Linked DNA regions of Mus musculus: region 2 is linked to region 1. Evidence: chromatin loops called from intact Hi-C (ENCODE). Cell type or tissue: heart. All regions are shown on one strand. Each heading gives the region's core, and the rest is flanking DNA. Links, peaks and the distances in the headings are about the cores only. Region 1 has its middle 11 kb from the start of Mettl21e. Region 2 holds the start of Gulp1 (GULP, engulfment adaptor PTB domain containing 1).

Region 1 (15,414 bases), core at 4,874-12,873:
ACACAAGAAAAATTCATCCCTTCCTCTCTATCAGGCAGGAACAAGAAACAACCAGAAGGGGGCATTCACACCCAAGAAAAGAAACTCCTCCCTTCCTCTCTGTCAGGGACAGGAAATAATCATAATGGTGGGCACTAGCAATCAAAGCTATCACAGGGATGCCAGAACCAAAGCAGTGTCATGTAGACAGACCACTGAGCTGCATGCACCCCTGGAACCAAAGCTACCCCGGGGCTGTCCCCACTACTGCCTGTGGTGCACTTGCCTAGCCATGACGAGATGCACCATCCTGCTGCAGCTGCAGATACTCACACCTTAGCCCAGGACTCTCAGAACCCAGAACAAGAAACAGAGAGGACAACAACAATATCTTAAAGGGACACACAAAGGACTGTTACAAGTAGGTGGTGAAAGCTAGCTAGTAAATAAAATAAAATAAAATAAAATAAAATAAAATAAAATAAAATAAAATAAGGTGGCCAGTAGCAGGGTTCCATGTTCACTCCATCATTCCCAGAAACTAATACCAGGGACTATGGAATGTCTTCCAAGCCCTGTGGCCACAACCTTCTATCATATCTGCTGCAGCAGTATTCCTCGCCCATTTTAGTCATTTCTTGCCATGAAGTACAAATTTTTAAGCCTCATCAGAACAGAATTATTCAGAATGGAATTATTTCAGCACCACAAGGACACACAGACAGGAATAATTGTACACAAACACATGGACAGACTCAAACAGACATTACCAATATTGAAACTCGGGTAGGTCTTGGAGATCATGGTCAATGCACCAAATGTTGTGTCGTGAAGAATTCGTGAATCCCAAAAGACCACCAAGGAGTTGATTCCAATGTAATCCTATTAGGATATCTTTATTACTAATTTGGGTTTGGGCCGACTCATTGCCAACCCACAGGAAGTTTTGGTGAAGCAGCCCCACACTTTCATCTGGACAAGGTTTTATAAAAAAACGGAATCCATCCTGGCAACCATCAAATTGAATGACTATTGTAATCCAACAGTTGAGTGCTCTGAAACAAGACCATATACAATCACAAATGGTCTGAAAGTACATCTGAAATATTCCAACTAATTTTTGATTAACTGTTGCTAGGAAGTACCTAGGGAGTGATTCTGGCCAAGGACAAAGCATGGGTCCTTTCTGGTACTTGGGTGCAGCTTGGGCTCAGCTTTGGGCACAATTCTCGGGCCTTATATTTCTCCTTCTCCTCCTCCTCCTCCTCCTTCTTCTTCTTCTTCTTCTTCTTCTTCTTCTTCTTCTTCTTCTTCTTCTTCTTCTTCTTCTTCATGCAGGCCAGTCCCAATATGGAATAGATTTGACCTCTCATCAGTACTTATTTTTGAAGAATATCTTTGCAAGTTGTGTTAATGCCACTGACAATAATACAGTGTGCCTCATATGCAGCGGATAGCATTTGAAATGTATATAAAGAAAATATCTAATAAAAATTAATTAATTAAAAGTTAATTAATTAAAAAAGACAGTGTGGCACACAATACTATTGCATTTCATGATAAAGAACAACATTCTATCTGAAAATATAGAAAAAGGATAAAATTAGAGAAAGAAGCAGATTTGACAATATTCTTACTTCTGCATGAAAAGAACTGGTGAGCTTAGAAAGTTAAAATGTATTGGGGAAGTGGTGTTGATTATAGCTTATGGGATTGCCTAAAACCTTTTGCCCCATACAAAACATTTTCTTTGTTTTGCTTCTGTTACTGTGCTAGTTTATATTCACATTCATATGTGTAGGAATGTGCTTATGAGCCCACAGAGACCAGAATGGGAGTAATGGTCATTCCTGGTTGTCAATTAGACTATATCTGGAATGAACTACAACTGAGAATGGGAGGGCTCACCTGTAATCCAGATCTTGAGGCTTGAATTCACAAGTTTCTGACCTGGATCTTGGCATGGAGATCTTGAAGCATAGTGGCTTTGAAAAGCTTAGGCCCGGAAAAGTAGTACATGCCTTTAATCCCAGGAGACTATGGCAAGGATATCTCAGAGTTCAAGGTCAGTCCAGGACAAAACAAGTCCCAGACCCAGACACCATCTGCTCGAGACTTACATAAGGAAATTGGGAAAAGGAAGATTCCCCTTGGACTTGAACTTTGTACAAAGAGATAAGAATGGATCTATTTGCATTTTTCTACATGCTAACCACTAGTTGAGCCAGCACCATTTGTTGAAAATGCTGTCTTTTTCCACTGAATGGTTTTAGCTTCTTTGTCAAAGATCAAGTGATCATAGGTGTGTGGATTCATTTCTGGGTCTTCAATTCTATTCCATTGATCTACCAGTCTGTCACTGCACCAGGACCATACAGTCTTTATCACATTTGCTCTGTAGTACAGCTTGAGTGCTACGCACACTCCAGTGAAGTCTGCTTGGCAGGCTGATAGGCCTGGAAGCACTCACGAGGCAAAGAGTTTCACGGAAACTTAACCTCCTAGAACCAGGCATTCTCATAACCCATATACTCATAACCTATCCCCGTGTTAGTCTGGTGTATGGATTCACATGCTCTCTTTTAGTATTATTTTATTAAAAGTGCCTTTAAAAATTGAATTCTGACATAGCTAAGCCTTTGCCAGTGTTCCAACATCCTAGAAAATCCTTGAAGCAGACAAACTTGGAATTCAGTAGGAATTCAGTGAGAAGGTTATCTATTCAGTAACATTCAAATTTACTTCTAGTAGAGACAGTGAAACTAATTAGGCATTACAAAGAACAGAGCTGAAATAGTCTGCAGAGTGTTTACTTGGGACAATAGCTAGTCTTACCCAGATAAGGGAATTCATAATGGCCTAGCGAATAGGTGGGTTTACCATGAAAGATTTATGGAATCCCCCTGAGACAGGTTTCTTCACTAGGCCCAAAGAAACAGCATAAATCAGGCATTTACTAAGAACCCCTGGTGGTGGGTTTAACAATAGACTAGCAATACACCTGGCTCCCTTCTTAGTGGCAGCGGCCTGGTCCCTGCCTCCTTTTGATGTATACATTCCTTATGTTTTATGTCACTGTAACTTGGTGGATGTATCTCGCCTAGTTTCCTGTTATTCTTCTGTATTTCCCAGCACTCAAGAGGCTGAGGCAGGTGGATTTCTGAGTTCAAGACCAGCCTGGTCTACAAAGTGAGTTCCAGGACAGCCAGGGCTATACAGAGAAACCCTGTCTTGAAAACCAAAAGAAAAAAAAAAGTTTGATGCTCGACTTGACAAATTACATTCAGATTCTACACAATCTCCTGTGTTGCATCTGTCTGCCATTCACTTCACTGACTCCTTGTCCACCTGCAACCAGAGACCTGTTCTACACAGACAGGAACCAAAAGGGTCTGCAGCACTTAAGGTCAGGGATGGTGATTCCACCAAAAGTTCTTTTATTGTTGAGGATAGTTTTCACTATCCTAGGTGTTTTGTTACTCCAGATCAATTTGCAAATTGCTTTTTCTAACTCTGTGAAGAATTAAGTTGAAATTTTGATGGGGATTGCATTGACTCTGTAGATTGCTTTCAGCAAGATGGCCATTTTTACTATATTAATCCTGTCAATCCATTAGCATGGGAGATCTTTCCATCTTCTGAGATATTCTTCAATTTCTTTCTTCAGAGACTTGAAGTTCTTGTTATACAGATCTTTGACTTGTTTAGTTAGAGTCACACCTATGTGTTTTATATTATTTTTGACTATTGTGACGGGTGTTGTTTCCCTAATTTCTCTCTAAGCCTGTTTATTCTTTATGCAGAGGAAGGCCACTGATTTGTTTGAGTTAATTTTATATCCAGATACTTTACTGAAGTTGTTTATCAGATTTAGGAGCTCTCTGGTGGATCTTGGGGTAACATAAGTATAGCATCATATCATCTGCAAATAGTGATATTTTGACCTCTTCCTTTCCAATTTGTATCCCTTTGATCTCCTTTTGTTGTGTAATTGCTCTGGCTAAGACTTCAAGTACTATACTGAATAGGTAGGGAGAAAGTGGGCAGCCTTGTCTAGTCCCTGATTTTAGTGGGATTACTTCCACCTTCTCTCCATTTAGATTTATGTTGGCTTCTGGTCTGCTATTTATTGCTTTTACTATGTTTAGGTATGGGCCTTGAATTCCTGATCTTTCCAAGACTTTTATTATGAAGGGGTGTTTTATTTTGTCAAATGCTTTCTCAGCATCTAATGAAATGTTCATATGTTTTTTTCTTTGAGTTTATTTATAATGTGGATTACATTAATGGATTTCCATATGTTGAACCATCCCTGGATCCCTGGGATGAAGCCTACTTAATCATGATGAATGATCATTTTGATGTGTTCTTGGATTTGGTTTCTGAAATTTTTATTGAGTATTTTTGCATCGATATTCATAAGGGAAATTGGTCTGATAAAACGAGATACAATGATACTAATAGAAAAGAAAGTGGGAAAGAGCCTCGAGCACATGGACACAGAAGAAATTTTCCTGAACTGAACAGCAATAGCTTATGCTCTAAAATCAAGAATTGACAAATGGGACCTCATAACATTGCAAAGCTTCTGTAATGCAAATGACACTGTCAATAGGACAAATCAGCAACCAACAGATTGGGGAAAGATCTTTACCAATTCTATGTCCGATAGAGGGCTAATATCCAATATATACAAAGAACTCAAGAAGTTAGACTTCAGAGAACCAAATAACCCTATTTAAAAATGGGGAACAGAGCTAAACAGAAAATTCTCAACTGAGGAATACCAAATGGCTGAGAAGAAACAAAAGAAATGTTCAACATCCTTAGTCATCAGGGAAATGCAAATCAAATGCAGCCCTGAGATTCCACCTCATACCAGTCAAAATGGCTAAGATCAAAAATTCAGGTGACAGCAGATGCTGGCAAGGATGTGGAGAAAGAGGAACACTCCTCCATTGCTAGTGGGATTGCAAGCTGACACATCCTCTCTGGAAATCAGTTTGGCAGTTCCTCAGAAAACTGTACATAGTACTACCTGAGGACCCAGCAATACCACTCCTGGGAATACACCCAGAAGATGTTCCAACATGTAATAAGGATACATGCTCTATTATGTTCATAGCAACCTTATTATTTATAATAGCCAGAAGCTGGAAAGAACCCAGATGTCCCTCAACAGAGTAATGGATACAGAAAATTTACACAATGGAGTACTATGTAGCTATTAAAAACAGTGAATTCATGAAATTCTTAGGCAAATGGATAGAACTATAAAATATCATCATGAGTGAGGTAACCCAATCACAAAACTACACACATAGTATGTACTCACTGATAAGTGGATATAAGCCCAGAAGCTCAGAATACCCAAGATACAATTCACAAACCACATGAAACACAAGAAGAAGGAAAACCAAAGTGTAGATACTTCAGTCCTTTTTAGAAGGAGAACAAAATACCCATGGAAGGAGTTACAGAGACAAAGTGTGGGGTAGAGACTGAAGGAATGACCATTCAGAGACTGTCCCACCTGGGGATCCATCCCATATACAGTCACCAAATCCAGACACTATTGTAGATGCCAACAAGAGCTTGCTGACAGAAGCCTGTTATAGCTGTCTCCTGAGAGGCTCTACCAGTGCCTGACAAATACAGAGGTGGATGCTCATAGCCAACCTTTGGACTGAGCACAGGGTCCCCAATAACTAGCCAGTACCCCCAGAGCTCCCAGAGACTAAACCACCACCCAAAGAGTACACATGGTGCAGCTCATGCCTCCAACTGTATTATGTAGCAGAGGTCATCAATGGGAGGAGAGGTCCTTGGTCCTGTGAAGGCTCTATACCCCAGTATAGGAGAACTCCAGGGCCAGGAAGCAGGAGTGGGTGGGTTGGTGAGCAGGGCAAGAAGGGAAAGAATAGAGGGTTTATGGAGGGGAAACCAGGAAAGGGGATAACATTTGAAATGTAAATAAAGAAAATATCTAATAAAACAAAAAACAAAGGAAAAGGAAGGAAGATTTGCTCTTCTTCACCTGCTTGCATTTAGTTACCAGCATATCTGTTGGAATTTACTTCTACAGAAGACCAGCTGAAACAACTAGCCTTGTGAGACTTAGCAACTACTAGATTCTTGAACTTCCAATTGGCATCTGACCATTGTTAGGGAGTTGGGCTACAAAACTGTAAGTCATCATTATAAATTCCCTCAATATAGAGAGACATTTCATACATTCTGTGACTCTAGAGAACCCTGACTAATGCAGAAGTTGTTACCAGGAGTAGTTCTACAGTTGCAGAAGTATAGGATAAATGTTTTAAGTATTTGGAGTCGGAGTAATAATTTGCCTTCTAATTCACCAGCACCTTCAACTACTGAAACCACTCCAGATCCTCCTGAGAGCTTGGTGGATATAGAAGGTTCATAGTGGAAACTATATTTTAAACTTAAAGAAGCTAATGCCTTTGATTATCTTGATCCATCAATTGTAATTGAAAATGAAGTAGGTAACTAGGTGTACCAAATTTTCTACAATTTATTGAGAAAATCAGAAATGATTTTACTGGCTTGTTCCTCTTTGTACCTCTGGAAAATTTAACGAAGGAGAAGAATGATACAACCTACAGACCATATGGAGAGTAGGAAGAAGGAAGACCAGGGGGTGGGTGTTTCAGACCTGCATTGAGGGGAGAACAGGAGATTGTGGGAGGTGGAAGGAGAAGAGGACAAGGGAGGGAGAAAGAAGGAGGAGGAAATAAGGGTGGCAGTATCAGAAACTGGAGGAGATATGAGAGGGATACAGAGGGTCAGGAAATCCAGCAAAAATAGGTAGCAGGGAGGTTGAAGAACTGGGGATAGCCACTGCAGGGTCCCAGACACCAGAGAAACATGAGGCCCCCAGGACCCAACAGGATTGACTTTAGCTGTAATGCACAGAAAAGGGGGAGATAGAACCTATGGAGACCACCTCCAGAAGATAGGCATAGCACCTGGTCAAGGGATGAGGCCACCCACCCATCTCAATGTTTTTTAACCCAGAAATGTTCCTGTCCAAAAGAAGAACAGGAACAAAAAATGGAACAGAGACTAAAGGGCCAACCAGGAATGGTCCCATCTGAGGATAGATCATGTCTGCAGACACCAAACCCAACACTGTTGCCATGATCAAGAGGTGCTCATGGACAGGAACCAAGTATGGCAGTTCTGGGGAGGTCCGGCCAGCAACTGACCAATTGCAGATGCAGATGCTTGGAGCCAACCATCAGACTGAATTCATGGAACGTGGTGGGGGAATTGGCAGAAAGACTGGAGTAGCAGAGGGGGATTGCAACCCCATTAGAAGAACAACATAGGCTGGCCTGACTACCCAATTCTCCCAAAGTCTAGACCACCAAACAAGGAGCGTACCTGGAGGGATCCACAGCTCCAGATACATATGTAGCAGATGATGGCCTTGCCCAACAGCAAAGGGAGGGGAGGCCCTTGGTCCCGGGGAGGTTTGATGCCCCAGAGTAGGAGGATGCTGGAACAGTGAGGTGGGAGAATGGGGGTGGGTGGGAGATCACCCTCATACAGGCAAAGGTGAGGGGAAACAGCAGATTGAGATGAGGGAATAGCAGAGGGGTAACCGGGAAGTGGGATATCATGGGATTGGGGTGGGGGGTGGAGGGGTACCTGGAAAGTGGATATCATTTGAGATGTAAACGAATGGAATAATTAATGCCTGGGATTCTAGGTTCAGTCCCCATGCACGCACACACACACACACACACACACACACATCTAACCTCATATCCCATTTGAGTGTGATACAACATATACAATATCTAACCTAATATGGTATCTGATTAGTATATTTATGGTTTCATGTACCAGTTAAAAATATTAATTTAAATTTTAAGATTCATCATAAGGGTGGGGAGATGCATCACTGAATAAAGTCCTTCCTGAACAAGCATGAGGACCTGAGCTTGGATCTCCAACACCCAAGACAACTCAGGAGTGATGGTGCATGCCTATAACTCTAGTGCTGAGCAGATAGAAATAGGTGAGTCCTATAGCTCACTGGCCAGCCAATCTAGTCATGATGTCAAGTTCTAGGTTTAATAAGAGACACCTTCCCAAAATACAAGGTGAAACACATTCAAGAAAATAGGCATGCATACTACACACACCCCCACCGCCACCACCAGGTAGAGAAAGAAAGGAGGGATTGGGACAATCACACTGCTTGGTAAATATTTGAGAAATACAGCAAGAGAAAAATGAAATCTGGGCAAGCCTGAAAATTATTTGCTGTACCTCTCACATCCAGACTAACTCTATCACCAACTCAGTTTCATGGTGCCATCTGGTGGGGATACTAAAAACTGCTTGATTCTTGTCCTCCGCACTGTAGTCTCCCCTCCCTAGTCAAAATCATAAAAGCCCACTTTTTAAAGTACATTTAATTATATTTTCTTTTTATAAATAATAAAATTGTTCCCTGTTTTCTTATAACTTAAAGTCTGGACTAGGCTAGCTGGACTAGGTTATAATCTTAAAAGTGAAATTTATCTTAGTCATACTAGATTTAGGGAAAAATGATCAGCAAGTTATTTGTCATTTGAACACTTCCAAACCTTTCAGGGTGTAAGCAATGAGTGAACGTGATTATTTATGATGTCACTTTATGGAAGAGATTGGAACCAACCTCCCGGGCGTTATATTTTAGTTCAGAATCTGGAACTGCTGGTGAGAATTGAAAGAAGGCTGAGGTTTTGAGGTTGTTTGTGTCTTTTAAAAATAGTAATTTGAAGGAGGTAACTTTGTCTCAAAGGAAAGGCTAATTTTCTTTTATGCTTTGCTTTACATTTTGTGTAGCTGAGGCCATCCAGGAACTCATTCTGTACACTAGACTTACCTTAAACTCAGAGAGCTGCCTGCCTTTACTTCCTTAGTGCTGGAGTTAAAGGTATGTGCCACCATGCCAACTGGAAAAGCTATTTATGACTTCAGTTGGCAGTTGTTGAAGCTTTCTCTGGCCATCTGTACATGAAATGACTGTTTAAAGACTGATTGAATATAATGGCAACTGCACGACAGCTCCTTTTTACTCAATGAAAGGCACAAAGAGTACCAGTCCCTCTGATAGTGCTTGTCACATTCTGTACGCTAGCTAATTGCAAGGTTTAAAAAGAGGAACTCTTCTTGTTCATCATATTGAAAGATCTTAAAGGCAATGCTTACTTGCCCAACTTTATTCTGCAAAGTTTGACATGTTAGAGGCATGTGATAAAACTTATATTTCCTGGCCATCAGGACACAGGAACCAAGGACCAGCCTGGAACAGGATCCTTCCAGTTTCTGTCTGCAGAGGGATCTAATCCTGTTCCACAGCACCTGGAACTGATCCTGTGCCACAGCACTCCATACCCAAATATCTTCTGGAGAGAGCTGGTCTCCCAGGAGTGCCGACACACTTGTGAGCACAAGTAAGACCACCACTTCTCTTCAAATTCCTGACCCAAGAGGGACATGTCCAGAGCCATAAGGACACAGGAACCAAGGAATAGCCAGGGACAGGACCCTTCCAGTTTCCATATGCACTCCTGAGCTGACCTTGTGCCACAGGTCTCCATACCCAAATTCCTCCCAGAAAGAACTGGTCTCCCAGGAGTACTGACACACAGGATTGCTGGAGAGACAAGCCACAGTCTGAGACAGCAAAACCATCGAACAACTGAGATAACCAGATGGTGAAAGCCAAGGGCAAGAACATAAGCAACAGAAACCAAGGCTACTTGTCATCATCAGAATCCAGTTCTCCCAAAACAGCAAGCCCTAGACACCCCAACACACTGGAAAAACAAGATTTGGATTTAAAATCACATCTCTTAATGAAGATAGAGGACTTTAAGAAGGACATAAATAATGCCCTTAAAGAAATACAGGAGAATACAGATAAACAGCTAGAAGCCCTTAAAAAGGCAACACTCCCTTAAAGAATTATAGGAAAACACAACCAAACAGATGAAGGAATTGAGCAAAACCATCCAAAATCTAAAAATAAAAATAGAAACAATAAAGAAATCACAAAGGGAGACAACCCTGGAAATAGAAAGCCTAGAAGAGATCAGGAGTCATAGAGCAAGCAACACCAACAGAATACAAGAGCTAGAAGAGAGAATCTCAGGTGCAGACGATAACATAGAAAACATTAACACACCAGTCAAAGAAAATTAAAAATGCAAGAAGCTCCTAATTCAAAACATCCAGGAAATCCAGGACACAATGAGAAGACCAAATCTAAAGATAATAAGTACAGAAGAGAGTGAAGATTCCCATCTTAAAAGACCAGTAAATATCTCCAACTAAAGTATAGAAGAAAACTTCCCTAACCTAAAGAAAGAAATGCCAATGAAGATTAAAAAAAAAAAAAAAAAAAAAAAAAAAAGTCAACGGAACTCCAAGTAGATTAGATCAGAAAAAAAAAAATTCCTCCCAACACATAATAATCAAAACACCAAATGCACAAAACAAAGAAAGAATATTAAAAGCATTAAGGGGAAAATGTCAAGTAACATATAAAGACGGACCTATGAGAATTACACCAGATTGTTCATCAGAGACTATGAAAGCTACAACATCCTGGGCAGATGTCATACAGACTCTAAGAGAACAACATTGCAAGCACAGGCTAGTATACCCAGCAAAACTCACAATTGCCATAGATGGAGAAAGGAAAATATTCCATGACAAAACCAAATTTACACAATCTTTCCACAAATCCAGCTCTGCACAGGATAATAAATGGAAAATGCCAACACAAGGAAGGAAACTACAGCCTAGAAAAAGCAAGAAAGTAAACTTCTTCTTAAAAACTCAAAAAAAGTCACACAAACATAAAAATAACATCAAAAAATAACAGGAAGCAACAATCACTACTGCTTTATATCTCTTACCATTAATGGACTCCATTCTCCAATAAAAAGACATAGACTAACAGACTGGATGCATAAACAGGACCCAACATTTTGCTGCATACAGGAATTGCACCTCAGTGTGAAAGACAAACACTACCTCAGAGTAAAGGACTTAAAATCAATTTTCCAAGGAAATGGTCCCAAGAAATAAGCAGGAGTAGCCATTCTAATATCTAATAAAATCAACTTTCAACCAAAATTTATCAAAAAAGATAAGGAAGCACACTTCATATTGGTCAAAGGAAACATCTACCATGATGAACGCTCAATTCTGAACATTTATGCTCCAAATGCAAGGACACCCACATTCATAAAAGAAACTTTACTAGAGCTCAAAGCACACATTGCATCACACACAATAATAGTGGGAGACTTCAACACCCCACTCTTATCAATGGACAAATCATGGAAACACAAACTAAACAAAGACATAGTGAAACTAACAGAAGTGATGGACCAAATGGATTTAACAGATATCTATAGAACATTTCATCCTCAAACAAAAGAATATACCTTCTTCTCAGCACCTCATGGTACCTTCTTCAAAACTGACTATAGAATTGGTCACAAAACAGGCCTCAATAGATACAAGAAGATTAAAATAATCTCATGCATCCTATCATATCACAATGGACTAAGGCTGGTCTTCAATAGAAACAAAAACAACAGAAAGTCCACATGCACATGAAAGCTGAACAACGCCCTACTCAATGATAACTTGGTCAAGGAAGAAATAAAGAGAGAAATTAAAGACATCAGAATTTAATGAAAATGAAGGCACAATATACCCAAACTTATGGGACTCAATGAAAGCAGTGCTCAGAGGAAAACTCATAGCTCTGAGTGCCTCCAACAAGAAACTGGAGAGAGCATACACTAGCAGCTTAATAGTACACCTGAAAGCTCTAGGAGAAAAAGAAGCAAATACACTCAAGAGGAGTAGACAACAGGAAATATTCAAACTCAGGGCTGATATCAACCAAGTAGAAACAAAAAGAACTATACAAAGAATCAACAAAACAAGGAGCTGTTTCTTTGAGAAAATCAATAAGATAGATAAACGCTTAGCCAGACTAACCAGAGGGCACAGAGTGTCCAAATTAATAAAAATGCCGTGAAATGATAATAGCTCACTCTTAGACTATGAAAAAGAGACAATTAAGTGTTCCCAGACAGCTGTGGCCAGTTGTAAAAATACACCAGCATCTGATAGCAAAACTGACTTTTCCCAGGTCAGAAAGGTCCCTTTTTACTGCATGGCTTCGCCCCTCTGTCTGAACAAATGTTACCAGGTTTGAAGGAGGGCATTCCTTTACTCTTTCATGTAATGCCAAGGCTTAGAAACCCTGCTTGTGGTTTTTTCCTTTATAAACCTCCATCACTTAGACCTAGGGGTTCCACTCTCTATCCTCTTCCATCAGGAAGGTTGGTGATCCAAGCTCGAGCTTGAATAAAGACCCTCATGTGATTGCAGCAGGTTGTGATTCCTGGTGGTCTCTTTGGGGTTTTTACAACCTAGGAACAACCATACCAAAGTTAAATCAGGATCAGATAAGTCATCTAAACAGTCCCATAAGCCCTAAAGAAATTAAAAAAAAAAAAATCCCAGGACAAGATGGGTTTAGTGCAGACAGAGTTCTATCAGACCTTCAAAGAAGATATAATACCAATACTCCTCAAACTACTCCACAAAATAGAAACAGAAGGAACACTACCCAATTTGTTCTATGAAGCCACAGTTATGCTGATACCAAAACTACACAAAGACGCAAAAAGGAAAGAGAACTTCAGACCAATTTCCTTTATGAATATCGATGCAAAAATACTCAATAAAATTCTCCCAAAGCAAATCCAAGAAAACATCAAAACAATCATTCAACACAATCAGGCAGGTTTCATTCCAGGGATGCAGGATTGGATCAATATATAGAAATCCATCAATATAATCCACTACATAAACAAACTAAAAGAAAAAAATCACATGATCACTTCATTAGACGCTGAAAAAGCATTTGACAAATTTAACATTCCTTCAATTTAAAGGTCTTGGAAAGTTCAGGAATTTATGGCCCATACCTAAATATAGTAAAAGCAATATACAGCAAACCAGAAGCCAACATAAATCTAAATGGAGAGAAGGTGGAAGCAATCCCACTAAAATCAGGGACTAGAAAAGGCTGCCCACTTTCTCCCTACCTATTCAATATAGTACTTGAAGTCCTAGCCAGAGCAATTACACAACAAAAGGAGATGAAATGGATACAAATTGGAAAGGAAGAAGTCAAAATATCACTATTTGCAGATGATATGATCGTATACTTAAGTGACCCCAAAAACTTCACCAGAAACCCCCTAAACCTGATAAACAGCTTCAGCAAAGTGGTACGATATAAAATTAACTCAAACAAATCAGTAGCCTTCTTATACTCAAAGGATAAACAGGCCGAGAAAAAAATTAGGGAAATGACACCCTTCACAATACACACAAACAATATGAAGTATCTTGGTTTGACTCAAACCAAACAAATGAAAGATTTGCCTGACAAGATTTGAACAACAATATGAACTAACCAGTACCCTCCAGCGCTGTGTCTCCAGTTGCATATGTAGCAGAGGATGGTCTAGTCGGCCATCGATGGGAAGAGAGGCCCTTGGTCTTGCGAAGATCATATGCCCCCATACAGGGGAATGCAAGGGCCAGGAAGCGGGAGTGAGTGAATTGGGGAGCAGGGCAGGGGGAGGGTAGAGGGGGCTTTGGGGATAGCATTTGAAATGTAAATAAAGAAAATATCTAATAATAAAAGAGTTTAAAAAAAAAGAACTTCAAGTCTCTGAAGAAAGAAATCAAAGAAGATCTCAGAAGATGGAAAGATCTCCCATGCTCATGGACTGGCAAGATTAAGATAGTAAAAATGGTCACCTTACCAAAAGCAATCTACAGATTCAATGCAATCCCCATCAAAATTCCAACTCAATTATACATAGAGTTAGAGAGAGCAAATCTCAAATTCATTTGCAATAACAAAAAAAAAACAGGAAAGCAAAAATTATTCTCAACAATAAAAGAACTTCTGAGGGAATCAGCATCCCTGACCTCAAGCTGTACTACAGAGCAATAGTGATTATTATTAACTGCATGGTATTGATATAGTGACGGGCAGGAAGATCAATGGAATAGAATTGAAGACCCAGAAATGAACCCACACACCTATGGTCACTTGATCTTTGACAAGGGAGCTAAAACCATCCAGTGGGAAAAAAAAGACAGCATTTTCACCAAATGGTGATAGTTCAACTGGTGGTCAACATGTAGAAGAATGCAAATTGGTCCACCTGTACAGGGAGATATCCCTATGTAGCTATTGAAAACAATGAATTTATGAAATTCTTAGACAAATGGGTGCATCTGGAGGATATCATCCTAAGTGAGGTAACCCAATCACAAATGAACACACATGGTATGCACTCACTGATAAGTGGATACTAGTCCAGAAGCTCAGAATATCCAAGATTCAATTTACAACACCCATTAAACTCAAGAAGAAGGAAGACCAAAGTGTGGATACTTCTATCCTTCTTAGAAGAGGGAACAAAATACCCATGTTGCAGAGTTACAGAGACAAAATTCGCAGCAGAGACTGAAGGAATGACCATCCAGAGACTGCCCCACCTAGGGATCCATCCCATAAACAACCACCAATCCCAGACACTATTATAGATGCCAACAAGAGCTTGCTGACAATAGCCTGATATAGCTGTCTCCTGTGAGGCTCTGCCAGTGCCTGGCAAATACAGAAGTGGATGCTCACAGTCATCCATTTCATGGAGCACACGGTCCCTAATGAAGGAGCTGGAGAAAGTACCCAAGGAACTGAAGGGGTTTGCAGCCTCATAGGGGGAACTACAATATGAACTAACCAGTACCCCCAGAGCTCCCTGGAACTAAACCACCAATCAAAGAAAACACATGGTGGGACTCATGACTTTAGCTGCATATGTAGCAGAGGATAGCCTAGTTGGTCATCAATGGGAGTAGAGGCTCTTGGTGCTGTGAATGTTCTATGCCCCTGTACAGGGGAATGCCAGGGCCAGGAAGCAGGAGTGGGTGGGTTGGTGAGCAGGGGAGGTGGGAGGGGATAGGGGGTTTTCAGAGGGGGAACTAGGAAAGGGGATAACATTTGAAATGTAAATAAAGAAAATATCTAATAAAAAATATATTTAAAAAAAGAAAATATCATTCTGAGTGAGCTAACCCAGTCACAAAAGAACACAAATGATATATACTCACTGACAAGTGGATATTAGGGGAAAAAAATCTCAGAATACAATACAACCCTCATACTATATGAAGCTCAAGAAGAAGGGAAACCAATGCTTGGATGTTTCAGTCCTACTTGGAAGGAAAACAAAATAATCAGAGAGGTAGAGGGAGGGGGGCCTTGGGAGAGAGAGAGGAGGGGGAGGGGTC
Region 2 (15,414 bases), core at 3,776-11,775, 320 kb before region 1:
AGAGAGAGAGAGAGAGAGAGAGAGAGAAAGCTGCCATAGGATAGGATGTACAGGAGAGGAGAAAGGAGAGCCACCATGGGTTAGCTGAACCATAACAATGTGGCCCTAAGAGCAGCCCAGATGAAATATAGTAAGAAATAACTTGGGTTAAGATTCTAACAGCATGAAGGGTAGACAGTTGCCCAGGTATTTTACTGCCTAAGTCATATTTTACAATACAAGAACCATGTGTCTCTTTCATCCCAGAACATAAATGGTCTAAAGAGGGTGAAAACCCGACTTTTAATATTCATTACTACAATAATATATGGCATTTATAAGCAGTTATTATTTCATAGTACCTTTTAAATTTATCAGTGGTACCTGCCCTCTAAAAAAGAAGTTGCTTTCTTACATTTGGCTACTTCATTTCTAACTTGAAGAGCTTAGAAAAAATTTCCACGTCACCATCTGAGAAAATGAGAAAATAATAATCCATAAAGTGAATTCTACTTGCCTAACAGTCTCCTCTCTCTCTAAATTCAGAAGCTATAAAGTATAAAGAAGGGTCAGTATTTAGGAACATTTCCTGCTCTTGTCGAGAATATGAGTTCAGTCCCCTGGTCGTAACTGCCTGAAACTCAAGTTTCAGGCCATCTAACACCCTCTTGTGCAACTGCACACAAGTTGTACACATAGAGTCATATAGGCACATAAATACACAGGAATTAAATAAATAAATACTGTTAGAAATTCCAATTAGTGCTGGGTGTGGTGCTGCAGGCCTTTCATCCTAGCACTCAGACGGCAGAGACAGGCAGATCTCTGTATGTTTAAGGCCAGCTTTTGGTCCACATAGTTGGATGGGAATCCAACTATGGCTTCATAGTCAGCCTTTGTCTCAATATGAATATGTATATGCATATATGCATGCATTATGTGTGGGAGTATACCCCAACTATAAAGTGCTTACTGAGGATTCAAAAGACCTAGAGGTTCAATTCTCAGTTGAGAAAACAAAATTAACTGAAGTTTCTTTACTCCTACAGAAAGACATATCCAGCACAAATACAGAAACATTCAAGAACATACATATCTCATAATTAGAAATGCACACACAGGAGGCAGTGTAGGCACCTAAGAAATGGAAGCTTATGTGATCTAGTCTAAATCCCTTTTGTCAGAAGGCATTAGATGGTATATACACAAGTATGTTGATGTAATGTTATCACCCAACAAAAAGGTAAAAGAAAGACTAGTATTGTTATACTCATGTGTTTTCTTAGGTAAACACTAGAAAATAAATATAAGGTTACTTAAGCTCTTAAACTTTTTTTTTATCTTTGCAACATAGTACAGAACACTGGAGATCCATTTGCGACCTGAGTTCATCACTTACTCATATTATGTGAGATGAAGCACTCTTCCTAAATTATTCTAAGCATAGAACATTGGACCTTTTAAAACAATTTCAAAATTACCACAAATATACCACCTCAATGAAAACAGAAAACCAGCATTTATTCTCCTACACAATATGTGAACTAACTGTGTTATTTAAAAGTCAAAAATCATGCATGGTTAGCATCACAAGAGTGGATAAAACCATTTCCTAAGCACAAAACAAACACAAAATTAGCAAATAGCACTGTGAAAGCAGAGAGGCTTACTTACGAAGAATAATGTGCGATTATTCTCTTTGAAAATAAAGGTATGATTCAATTTAATATCTCTGCTGCTTGGAAGCAGAGCAATTGATATGTAAAAAGTTTATGTCATTTTTCTTCTTCCAATTTGAATATATTTAGTATCCCATGGGAACAAACATAAACTTCCTGATCTATAAATGCATTAATGCAAACACGTCTAGATCCACCAGCCTTTCATATATTTAGGGACCAGGGCTCACAGAATCCATGCAATTCGTTTCTGTAACTATCGTGAATTCATAATTATGTTCAAAGTAATAACTTTTTCTATCCTTTAGAGGTTTTAGAAGACAACACACAATATTGCAACTAGAATCGCAAACAAATAAGTCTGCTAAGTAAAACTTACATCAAAAAGACATCATTTCCATTCTACAGAGGGGAAAAAGATTTTAAAAGAAAAAAGTAGACATTTTATATTAATATTAACACAATATATCCTTAAATATTCACTTGGTAGTTAAACTAAATGTATGGATATTCTGACTACTATATCAACAATTTAGACCACTTTAGTCTATATATACTTGCTTTTGATACATCCATTATTTGTGATAATGTGAAATCTAATAACAAAGACTATTAGTAAACATTCTACAGAGCTTCTGTCTTTAAGACACTTATCATGTTTATTCTGTTTTCTTTTTTAAATTGTCCTGTTCTTATGAATAACACAAGGAACCTAAAAACAGGTAATATGTTTTACTGTTGACATAGTATCTATTAGCTAAACTAAAAATTAAATATTTCACAAGTATCACATATCACCAACTCACCAACTAACAAGTTCACAAGTTATAGATGTTCATACAGACAACAAATGAATTAACACATACAGATAAACAAACAAAGCTGAGTTCAGTGCTAAAATCTTGACAGAGAAACAAGGCTCATATTCAGCACATAACAAATACTAAAGGAGTCAACCCATCAGTGGCTCCAAAATCTAGCATAGAATCCATATGGAAATTGTTGTGCTTATCACCAGTTAGTTTCTACACTACAAATGTATTTTAGTTTCTCAAATGTTGCTTCTAAGAAAGGCGGGCTAGCAAGGAGGCTCATGCCTGGAATTCCTGAACTCAAAAGATGGAATGAGGCTGGTGGATTGCCTCTTTTCCAGTGTATACCAGCCTTGGATACATGAATAGTGAGTTACCAGGTATTCCGGGATACAGAATGAGGTACTACCTCAAAAGCACCAAAAAAATGAATGTGCAAACATTGATAAACAACTAAATAAGCACAATTTTGCAAACATGCTTGTTAACGTTTCATAAAGAAAAATATAAGCTATGCTTCAAAATTAACTGTTTTTTAATATAAAGATAAACAAATAGCAATGAATTATTCTCTTCTGCTTAACAAAATGACTCAGCCTTTATTATAACAAAATCTCACTCAACATGCTCAGCAATGAAAATCTGAAAACCAAGCTGGCCTAAGACTTTTCATACTTCTAGTCCTGAGATATTGCACACTCTTGGACCTGAGTCACTTCACACTCCTAGGCCAGAGATATTGAACACTCCTAGGCCTGAGACATGGCACCCTCCTAGGCTTGAGACACTGTGCACTCCGAGCCCTGGCTCCTGACTCTGGCTCTCACACTTGCCCCTTTGATAAGAGCAACCCTCATGCCTCATCCAAGAGGGTTTTGTTTTTTTCCAACAGATTAAGTTGTTCAAAGTGCTGAGACTAAATGGCATGAGTAATCCAGACCCAAATACATCTACAGCATAATTCATACGCCTAAAGCTCAGGGAAAACTCTGTTAGAAGAGGAAGGACAAGGACAGCTACTGCCAGACAGAGAACTCAGACATGATGGAAAAACCTCACTCATGAAACGTCAACAACACAGTCACCTAACAAGATCAACGTAATGACAATACTAGCTGATATGACAATGTGAATGTGCATCTTTCACAAGGTCCCATCCCTCCACGAAGAGCTACAGTCAATCAGTGGCTTTGAGAGAAGAGTTTCCTCCCGGGACTGGATCCTTGACACAAGTTACTTTATCCCAAGTGGTCATCCTAAACATACCAGTAACAGTAAGTGAAAGTAGTAAGGTTTTTCTTAGTTGTGTGTGTGTGTGTGTGTGTGTGTGTGTGTGTGTGTGTGTGATATATGAAGAGATTAACTTGACAAATTGTGGGAAAAGGACAGGAGATGTTAAATCAGAAAGGGAGGAGTAGCAATAATATCAATGCAGTCATACTATAGCTATGAATAAAAGGTAAAAAATAAGTTTACAGAAATATTATTGTGCACGTATAACAGATATAAACAACTCAATTTTATTCTCATAGACTCAGTGAGAAAAGTCATGACCTTTAAAAAAAAGCTTTTCACATCACTTGATCCCTTTAGTGACCTTGGGAATGTGTAGAGGAAAGTTTATTTTGCAAGTGGAAAAACTAAAGTCATGGTAAAGAAAGACACTTTGCACAGGGTGATTCATAAAGTCAACCTCAGAGAGAAGAGTGACATTTACAACCTCAAACTCCAACATTCAGAAGGAATACAAACCACATTTGCTTTTTACCCTTTACCTCCCATGCCTACCTCATCCACCTCACTAAGGAACAAATTGAGGGACAGATTAAATAGAAGCAAAGATAATAAAGAAAAGGGTCTGAATTTCAGATAAGGCTCAGGGTTTCTAGATTGCCTGGAATTGAGAAAGGAGCAGTAAGTTTGCACCCTGATTTATCCTGCTTCAGGGAAAGGAGGAAGATTTGTTTATTATGGGGGCTCTTCTGTAATACAAGAAAGACATACTAGATGAATTTTCCCCTTTAATTCTATGATCCCAAATCCAAGCTATCTGAAATTAATTGAATTAATCAATTTAGGTGGAAAACCATCTGCTCAGTGCTGGTCTTTCATTCTTACTGGCCATGAAAACAAAGAAGAAAGGTCAAGGCCTGAAGGACTGAAGTGGCAGCTAACAAGGTGCATCTGGAGAAGACCGAGTAACAGGGTAAGCACACGCAAACTGTTGCTATTTCAGAGCAAGGGTGGAAAGGACCACACTTCCCTTTGGGCCTTCTTAACTCTCCTTGATATTCAACTGCATTCTATGCTTAGTCAATTGTTTTTGTTTTTATTTTTTTCCCCAAAGACTCTTAGTCATTTAAAGTTTTCATTTTAAAAGAACCCCCCTATTTAAGCCCCAGTACCACCACCAAGCCATTCAAATTATGCCCTGCAACTTCCCGAGTCTCTTTCAGGCCTGCCTACTGAGTTCAGTCTAGTTTGGCTGCCTGCCAGATTCTTCCATTCTTTTCTTGTCAGTCTTAAAAACTTGGGAAATGCTCCTGGACAGCTCAAGGAGAGTTTAATTATGCAGTGAAGCAGTACCTTAGTCTCACCGTTGTTTCTAGAAAAGCTTGCAGACACCAGCGTCCAAACTCTCCCATTCGGTGGGTTTTCTAGCAATTTCTAGCTATTTGATTATGAGGAAGAAGGAGGGAAAGGCTGGCAGAGCAACCAGGCAATTTGCAAAACTGAAAAAAAAAATCCAATTCCTTTCAGGATTTTCCACCTCTCATCGTTTACTCTGTTTTCTAATTCGTACTCTTTTACGACCTGTTCAGCCATATGGACTACATAAAATCATAGGTATCCTGGCCTCTGCAAGCCCTAGAATTAATAGAATTGACAGAGTCTAGAAAGTTTTCATTCTTAAATGTTGGTGCAGCATTTTTAAAAGCAGACAGAATACACAGTTATTAAATCTTCCTAATTGATATTATGTTGTCAAACAGACTGAAATATCGCACGTAAATGTCTATTAACAAAGACAAGCTCCATCAAGAAAAACTAAGACGCTGTGTGTGTGTGTGTGCGTGTGCGTGTGTGTGTGTGTGTGTGTGTGTGTGTCGGGGTGAGGTAGGGGTGTTCCTTGACTGCCAGCCCACACTTGAGAGTTTCCCCAACAGCAGCTGTATCTCCCTCACTCTACCTTGGCACGCTATTTCTAGCTGCAGCGTTCAGCTTCCTGTTCAAGTCCCATTCTACATTGTAAACACATTCCAAGAAAACTAGACTGCCCAGAGTTCCCTCCTGCAAACAGGGAAATCAGCCCAGCAGCCCCAGGATAGAGAGCCAGTTGGGCCACCACCAGGAGGTGGACCAGAGCAAGCAAGCTTGGCAAGCTGAGTCCCACTAACATAACGCCCGCAGAAGCGGGGATCTGACCGGCCTAGCCAAAGGGCAGCCGCATGGACACCGCCCGAGAGTGGGGGCCCTACCCACGTAGGGCTTTAAAGTATCTGCGGCCCAGTCACAAGCTCCTTGCCGCCTCCCCTGCCGCTGCCCACATTTTTACAGCGACCCAAACAAAGCGAGACCAAGCTGGAGGAAGTTGGCTCTCGGGTCGCCTAGTTGACCCAGCGATGCCTCCTTTTGCTGAGCAGCCTCTGTTCCATGCACCCGCAGCGGGCGGGATGGTCCAGCGTCCCCCCACCGCTTGCTCCCGACGCCTGCTAGCCCCCACCTCGCCCAGAAGTTCCTCCTTGGGTCGAGGGGAGGATGCGGCGGGAAGGCACAGGGCTGGCGTCCCTGGGTGGCCCCATCTTCCTCCCTCACTGCCCCCGCCTGCAGCAACAGGTCCCTCTTTCAGTGCCCACAGACTCCCTGTGCCCTCGGGGTCGGAATCTGCGCAACCTATAAGCGGTCGCAGCCCGGTGCCCTCCTCACCCTCCTGCTAACTGCGCTTTCCTCTCGGGGTCTGTTCCTGGTTCCGCGCCACCTGGCCATAGCTGGCCGGACCAGAGACGCTCCCGCTTCCTACCCTGGCTTGTAGAGGGATGCGGTCGCAGGGCTGGGGCAGGCACAGGAGCTCCGGGAACCGTGGCCCACGATCGCGTGTTCGTATCCCACAGGAAAACTTTGTGCAGGTTCGAAAGGCACTGGGCTCCGGACCCTAGGGCTCTGGTCCTCTCCCTCCTTCTAATCCGCTGAAGCCCAAACTGGTGCTGGCGACGGCAGGGGCTGGGTCGGGACTCCCGGTTGCTGAGGGCTAGGATCGCCGGGCTCCCCCTCTCGGCCAGAAGAAAACTCCGGCTCTGTGTGCGCACTAGGGACGCTGGTGGGGTTTTCTGCAGTAATGCAGAACTGTCCTGCTTTTAAAGGCAGACCTGGAGAGGTTAGGGAGTAAGACAGAAAGAAACCGGTTTCCAGAAGAAGCTGTCCATTCTTATTTCAGACGGAGAGAAAACACCGGCCCCGCCCCACTTCCACAGCTCCAGGTTTCCTTTTAAACCTCCTCCCACAGATGCTGTTTGGTAAGAATTTAAAACACCTCTGAGGTTTAACAAAAAAGAAAGTGACACAGAAAGGGCATAAATATAAGTGAGGAGGGCTCTCCACAGCCTCGTGAAACGCAGCTGCAGGGACTAGACTTTTTCTTTTCTTTTTTCTTTTCTTCTCTTCTCTTCTCTTCTCTTCTCTTCTCTTCTCTTCTCTTCTCTTCTCTTCTTTCTTTCTTTCTTTCTTCCTTCCTTTCTTTCTTTCTTTCTTTCTTTCTTTCTTTCTTTCTCTTTTAAACTCTGTCTGAATCTTTGCACGTTACCCCTCCCCCCCGTGGGGCGGTGAAAGGTAGCTGGTCCCTGGTTGAGCTAAGGCTAAATGCCCAGGAGACCATGAAGGGACAGTAGGAGTTTTTGCCTGCTCCTGGACACCAGGCCTCTGTCACTAGCTGTAGCCCCACCTCCATCCTCCATAGATTTGTGGTCATCAGTTACATAAGCGCAACTCCCCAAGCCCCTCCACAGGTAGAGGATATGACCTGTGGTCACATAGGCTCAAATCTAATCTCTATTTTAATGAGGTACTCTCCCTGTAAAAGGTATTTAATCTCAGGCCCACCCTGAGAAGGGGGGTATGGTTTTACACATCCACTTTCTGCCATGACAATAAATGCCTTAAAACCAAGGACTGCCTCTTTTCTTCAGGATCTGCCGCAGGGAGACACGGAGATGACCTTTGTCTACAGAGCCACTGTGTAATCTTCCATAGAAGGCCTCTCTGTGCTCCCAGCCAGGACCCAAGCCCAAGCTAAACTCAAGCCAAGGACTCTCCCCTGAGACCAGCCAGAGCTCCTCCCTTCTTTCCCCCACCCTGGCCCTGGGCTAGATCCAACCCTCGGGCCCCCACTCTGCTTTCAGCTCTTCCTCAGCTTCCAGCCGCACCTGGATGTCCAAGAGCCTGAGAACCAGAAGACCAGGTCTTATCACAGGCCTGGGGAGCTCCAAGCCAGCTCTGGCTGTCCTGCACCTCAGGCTGTGCTTCCCCACCCCCGGAGCAGAGTCCCGTGGCTTCCCTGCAGCCCAACACCCACCCAGGGACAGTGTGGGGTAAGTCCTGTCAAGATTCCCAAGCGCCGGTGCCCTGTAGTGGAGTGGACTTGGGACCCACAACCCTACATCCCCCTACTCCAACACCCTCCCTCCAAAATAATAGGACAACTTTCTCGACAGCCACATTCTACTTATTAGCAATCTTTCTGTGCTTACCTCAGAATTCAGAACAGAAATGGTGTGGAGTTGAGAGGAAAACAGCAAACCATTCCTTTTTTTCTGTAGACCAGGCTGGCCTCGAACTTGAACTCAGAAATTCGCCTCTCTCTGTCTCCCAAGTGCTGGGATTAAAGGCATGCGCCACCACACCCAGCCACAGCAAACTATTCTTAAATGAGCCTGGTAAACTTCTGACTGGGAAAAGAAGAAGAACACATCCTCATAAGAGAGAATCTTGGAGCGTGAGAGGACCGCTGAGAACCTTTCTGGGAAGATAATCCTTAAAATTTAGCTGTCCCAATTTTAGTTCGGATGTAAAAATAAAGGGGAAAGATATAAAGCGGTTTACACGGCTAACATGCGTAAATATCGATGTGCTTTGGAACATGATGTAGTCCAAGCCAGGGCAGAGGCAGCAGAGGGACCGAAATCCATTTCAGACCCCTTTCTTACTCTTTCTCTTTTCCAGGACACTCTTGTTACCTATCCAATTACAATAGGAGAAAAGACTTAGGTGTTATTTATAGTTTATGGCAGTCAAGTGTACAGGGGTTAAAATAGACGAGTTTTAGAGAAAGAAGACAGAAAAAAAAAAAAGGTTCTTAAACATTCCATCATATTTTGCTGTAATTTGAAGAGACAGGATATGCTAGTGGAAATTCCTCTCCAAACATTTTATAAGTGAGTGAGCCTTTTCGGATACTTGTTGCATTAAAAAGACCCAACCTCTCAGTATTTCCAACAGAAACAATGTGGAGATCATGTAGTCTAAGCAAACTCCTTTGTTTGGAACCTAAGGTAAAGGAAGGTCAGAGATGTTAGGTGATTTCCTGACTCCACGTTTAGATCGCGTGAATTTGGCTCGTGGGTTTCTTTTCTTTCTTTCTTTCTTTCTTTCTTTCTTTCTTTCTTTCTTTCTTTCTTTTTTCCTTGCTTGCTTTCCCCTTTATCAAAATAAATAAGCATACATTGAAATTACTATAACAGAGAGGATGAGTATGTAGCTCATTTTATTGGCTCCTTGTCTAATGTGCACCATAAAAATAGATGTGGTGACACACACAAGTGAACCCAGCACTCAGGAGATAGAAATAGGAAGTTTACCATTATCTTAGGCATATAACTTGTTAAAGGAAAGCTTGGGATACACAGAACCCTAAAAAAAAAAAAAAAAAAAAAAAAAAAAAAAAAAAAAAAAAAAAAAAAAAAAAAGAAAGAAAGGAAGGAAGGAAGGAAGGAAGGAAATTACAACAAAAACACTTGAAAACAAGTATAGTAGTTTTTTCTGTAAATAATCGTAAATAATTCATGAATAATTATGGGTAATTAAGCAATGCCATTTGCATAATGATTTTATCAGTATAGCTATCACCTAAGAATACCTGTAAATACTGGGTATTTTAATGCAGTTGTAAAAGATTCTAGAATACTAGAATACTAGACTCCATAGAGTCTAGTCTAGCATAGAATACTAGACTCCCAAGAATATACTAGATTAAGAAACAGCAGATCTTTTTCAATTAACAACTCTTCTTAAATATAGGACCAAAAGAAAGTATCTGATTACAGAGATGAACATTATAAACTCCAGTCTACAAACTACTGGAGAGCATGTTCTTTTAGCTGTTCATTTGCCTCTACTAGCTTTTAAAAGGACTTTTAACCCCTTTCTCACTAAACTCCATGGTGAAACTGGTCTGCCTTTGGAGAGCTAAGGCCTGGGTTCTCGGAGCTACAACCCGGTGTTCCCCTCTCAGTAAGAGTCTCCTTTGCAGCCTTGTCCTCATTGCCTGATTAAAACCATTTCCTGAAGATCTGAGTTCGTTCTTTATTTAGATCTGTGTTCCCTATCTATGACAGGTCAAAGTTACTACACAGAAAACAAATTATTACTACAAAGTATATTCAGTGTTGGATGGATACTTGAAAACACACGAGTCTCCGCAGCTGCCTCTTTCCAGACATTGCACATAATGCGCATCAGTGTATGCTTTTGTAGTTTCTCAGAAAACTTAAAGTCTCTAAATTAGCTCTTGTGTAAGTTATGTTCATTGTCTAACTTTCAAACTGAACTTCTTTAGGAAATGGCTTGGAGGTATAAAGATCCCAAGGATGTTAGAACCAAGGTTTTTATCAGCACTAAACCAAAACCGAACAAAATTTAAAATCAGACTTATGAGAAGGAAGACGCCAAGGGGAAAAGGTTATGGAAAACTGTCAGGGTATAACCACTAGACAGTGCACATTGAATTTCCTCAAAGTTACATTTGAAAATACTTACTATTTATCATGCTGGATAAAGATAAAATATATAAAATATAAAATATGCTCATAAAAATGAGCAGCCTTCTATTAATTTTAAAAGTAAGTGGGGGGGGAGGGTATGGGGGACTTTTGGGATAGCATTCTAAATGTAATTGAGGAAAATACATAATAATAAAAAATATTAAAAAAAAAAGTAATGTTCCTGCTCAGGCCAATTTGCAGTTCCTCTTGTTTGAGTAAGAATAAAACTGACTGACTTTTGTTGCTCCTGGAGGTGATGCCACACCCCTGTAGTTTCAGCAAGGTAATTCCTGACAATTACACTTTGACAGGATTTACAACCATCTAGAAACCAAACTTCTGGGTTTGTCTGTGAGGACATTTCTAAGCAGACTTAACTGAGGTTGAAGATCTTCTCCAAACTCACACCCTTCCAGGAGCGCCTGATTCCATACAAAGGGAAACAGAGAGAAAAGAAGCTGAGCACCAGCTAGTTAGTCCATCAGTTTCCTGACTAAGGATGCGACTTGATCATCCTACTTGTCATGCTGCTGCAGCCTCCGCGTCTTCACTTCCACGAGTGACTGTAGTCTCAAAATGGGAGTAAAAGAAACTCTTTCTTTGAGTTGCTTTTGTTAAGTATTTTGTAAAAATAATGAGAAAAAATATCTAATGCAATAAGTTTGCAGCCAGCCTGAGGTACATGGAGATTCATCCTGAGATACATGGAGATCCTGTCTAAGAAGGAAAGGAGGGAGGGAGGGACAAAGGAAGGAAGGAGGAAAGAAGCAAAAGAGAACATTAAGTTGAAAATTGCCTGTTATTTTGAATTAACAAATGCCCTTTTACAATAAAACAAAACAAAATATAGCTAATTATTTAGCACTACATTCCTGAAAATGCATTCTATAAAGTAACATAATTCTTTCTGAAAGGAAATAAACACCATGGTGGAATTAAAGTCTCAGACTCATTCTCAACTGAAACAAGAAACCTATCTTAAAGATAGCAATGGCCAAATATCCTTTTGATTCCTAGGGACAGTCTGACTCCAGAGTTAACAGGCATTTATCTGCCACGTTAACCCACTTTTTTTTTTTACTTTTTTATTAGATATTTTATTTATTTACATTTCAAATGCTATCCCAAAAGTTCCCTGTACCCTCCCCCTGCCCTGCTCCCCTACCCACCCACTCCCACTTCTTGCCAGCTCTGGTGGTGCAGGCCGGTAGGATTTGCTGAAGGAGGCAGAGGCAGGAGGATCTGGAGTTCGAGGCCAGCCTGGGTTAACCCACTTTCTAAAAGAAGTAATTTATTTTGGTCTTCCTGATGAAAGATGAAACATTTTTTATGAAAATATTAATAGGGTCACATGCAAAAGAAGAAGTAAATCACATCTATGTTCTTACCATCAGGAATGCTCATTGTCAGCCCTTCGTCTGCACTCCCAAGGCTTTGCTGGGGTCTCTGAGATACTCCAATAAATATTAGCAGTGAAATGCAGTGTTCTATGATCACTTGTCTATCCTTTTTGGCTATGTTCATAAAGAATTTCACCAAAAGTAATTACACACACACACACACACACACACACACACACACACACACACCTTTTCATCTTTCCATGTTGTTTTGTTGTTACGTATAAAGTTTTATCAGTTGCCCCCACAAAATGGTGACTACGTATTCAACACCACATACTAAATGAATGATTTACTCATTATCTAGTGATTTTAGAATTCAGCCCCAGTCCTGGTCAAATAATATTGAGGATAGAACATTAAAATGCTCTTTTCCCAGAAGGAAAAACGGCCAAGTTTTCTCTTTAGTCAAGCTAGTGAGGTCTGTGATCCTGAAGAATGGCACAGCTTGTCTAGCTACAAACTCAGTCTCGGCTCCTAGTCAAGCATTTACAGGGCTTGCTTAAAAGAAACCAGTTTTCATGAAAGCATGACACAAGATGTCAGAGTGCTTTTTCATTTAACTACTACAGTATTCAGACAACCAAAAATTACCACAGCCTTTAATCACATAACATCATTTTATTAAGTTCTCTTCTATTATTTCTTCTCTCATTCAAAGTTCTATCATATTCTTTCTAGACTAAATTTTCAGTTGATCTTTGGAATCAGTCTTTTTTTTTAATCATATCTTTTCCTTTTCTACCTTTCACCACTTCACACTTTTCTGTTAATTAGTAATCTTATGTAACACTTGAAACATTTCATTATTTAATTCTTCTTTCTATTGTAGAAAAGGATGCCTTTCCATTTTGAGCAAACCTGACTTCTGCAGCCATCCATCTTGTACCTTTGCCTCCCACCTATGACATCAGCACCTTTGTTGAGTACTACAAGAACACACACCACTTGTACAATGGGAGAGATGAGAAAAAGCACAGGTTTGGATACACAATCACCTTTTTGATTCAGTTCAGTTTATGAGCAATCTACACTGGAATGATTTTTTGAGAAATAAAACCACCAGATCCTGCATCAGAAAATTCATGCTTTATGCCTGGGATTGGTGTCCACAAAGTGCATTCTTGCCACAGTGATTGCAGGGTTAGAAAGTTTGCTCTAAGCAGTATCTCTGTGAGAAACTACAGTTTTTTTTTTCCATTTTTTATTAGGTATTTAGCTCATTTACATTTCCAATGCTATACCAAAAGTCCCCCATACCCACCCACCCCCACTCCCCTACCCACCCACTCCCCCTTTTTGGCCATAGTGTTCCCCTGTACTGGGGCATATAAAGTTTGCGTGTCCAATGGGCCTCTCTTTCCAGTGATGGTATTGCTACCACACTCTAAATGCAAGAATATACCCAACAATAGATTCATTTATTGATAGAATTTTTATCAAAAGATTACAATATTAATAGACTAAAGGAGTTTTTGACAAAGTAAAAGTTTATTTGAAAATTAGGGTCTGGCATTTTTTTCTAGAATACTAATTTCATAATTTTCTATATCACAATAAAGGCTCTGAAAGAAAAGTAGAGCAAAGCAATATGCCTTGCTTACATGCTTCAGATTGACACTATGTGATTTAGGAAAATTCTATCACACTTTATAATGCAAATGTGACTTTGACTCCAATCACAACTAAAACCTTCACTCACGGGTACTTTTCCATTTCTCTGTTAAAATAATTCTCTGGCTTTTCTGTAAAAGGCAATCTGTGCAAAGATTGTGAGAACAGGGCCCTGTCTTGTTGGTTCTCAGTCAACAGTCTCGATAGGCAGCAATCTGAGACTACAGAGAGATAAGTGCTATCAGCTTGATGGAAACGGGATGGTTTACAGAGGATGTGACTGCAGAAACCATTGTTCAGTCAGCTGCCTGAATCAATTTCACTACCACACAAATCCTTTACGTAAACTGACTGCAGGAAGGATCAGTTTGTGACCTAAAAATAAATTGTTAAATGTTTTTACATGAACTCTCAAGTCTACTTTGTCTTCAGTTTTTTCATAGTTATACTGAGTTGTGAGTTTGGGGAAGAAATACCATAAAACTTGAGTGTCCTTGTTGCATAAAAAATAGAAGTGCATGATGAGAATTCATATGGGTCATGCCAAGATCCAAGGTAGTGCCTGCCAGTTTTCTCCACTGTAAAATTAATATTTTACCTTTGGAATTAATAATTGGGGGACACACTTTAAAATATGAAGTATTTTATTACTCCTTAAACTTTCCCCCAATAATCTTAACATATATTGGCAGATTGCTCCTGTAGTAATTATTACTCTAGTGTTCTAGTGGCATCTTTTCTATTTTTTTTCATAAGTTTTACATTTTTAAATTGTAATTATTTTGTAAGGAAGAAATTTTTTCCTCTGTAGACAATCACCTTTGAAGTTTAGTTTACATATAAAACATTCTCTCCTTAAGGAATCATACTTGCCTCCTATTAAGAACCAGAAAGAAGTGGTGGCAATCAAATTTACAGGGAAGCTCTATCATTAATTCCTCTACCTTCAGTGAAGTAAGGACTTCAAATAGCAGCTATTGAGCAGGGATGAGAGAGATGATGGTTAATAAGCCTGGTCACTCGCCGTCCAATAGATGAAAACTCACCAAGTAAATAATGTAATAAATAACTCAGGTTAGGCACTAAAATAGGAAAGCATTCTTTCATGCTCCAGGGCAGTACATGCCAACAACTTAGAACTTAGTCACATTTTCAAAGTGTGCTCTAAGTTGTGAAAGGATATTGGGTATGTGGCAGGCCACAAAGATGGAAAGAGATACTAGGGGTAGAACAAATAGGTCACAAACCGAATCACCTGAAAAAAAAAAAAAAAACCAAAAACAAAAACAAAAAACACACACAAAAACAAAAACAAAAACAAAAAACAAAACAAGATAAAAACTAGAAAGTTTAAACAGCCTTGTGTATGGATAAGCAGAATGAGGATTTGATCTTCTTAAAGTAAATAGAAGCTATTGAGAAACTTAACATAGGATATCGTATCCTGTTGACAAAATTAGAAATCATCCTGGTAACAGTTCCAAGAGGCTATTGACGCTATGTGACATTGAACATAGGGATGACAATTGAGGAGTTGTGTTCTCTTATTATCCAACTGTATGTCCTGGGGTATCTGAGTTGCTAAATTCAAGAGGGAACAGAAAAGGCAAATAAATATAAACAATAATCTGCTCTACTAGAAAAATGTTTAATGATGCAATCTTATACTTTTGAAGTTTTGGTTTATGTCTATAAACTTTGAACCCTGGTCATAGTTGGTTGCCATTTTTTTAGAGACAGAAATTGCATGTCATTGAGAATTCAACTATGGCAGACACTTGAGAAGAGTCAAAGCCATAATATAACTATGGAGAAATCTGGAGTTTTGTAACCCCCATTTTGTCTACCTCTGCTCACATACCTGCAATGTACATTTTTATAACCTTTGCTAGTTTTT

Evidence for each region. Peaks named below come from ENCODE experiments on the same cell type or tissue, not always from the same donor. Only the 100,000 strongest peaks of a DNase experiment are listed, where the experiment ranks them.
Region 2: a loop joins it to region 1, with 3 times the contacts of the local background. A loop is called at or near these places in 6 of 42 quality-filtered maps.

What each region holds. Positions count from the first base shown.
Region 1 is chr1:44,222,157-44,237,570 of GRCm38, reverse strand. No RefSeq gene overlaps it. Among named protein-coding and RNA genes, the nearest start is that of Mettl21e, 11 kb to the right of the region's middle. In heart, for the core only: a CTCF peak has its summit at 8,332 (motif pointing left); no DNase peak of the experiment used is centred there.
Region 2 is chr1:44,542,950-44,558,363 of GRCm38, reverse strand. It overlaps Gulp1 (GULP, engulfment adaptor PTB domain containing 1), which reads right to left and starts at 6,693. Exons shown (of 11, transcript NM_028450.3): 1 at 6,492-6,693. It overlaps Gm39635 (a long non-coding RNA gene), which reads left to right and starts at 6,907. Exons shown (of 3, transcript XR_865406.1): 1 at 6,907-6,984; 2 at 7,654-8,055. In heart, for the core only: CTCF peaks have their summits at 5,829 and 6,746; DNase peaks (open chromatin) are centred at 5,793, 6,703 and 7,923; H3K4me3 peaks cover 2,828 bases; H3K27ac peaks cover 3,267 bases.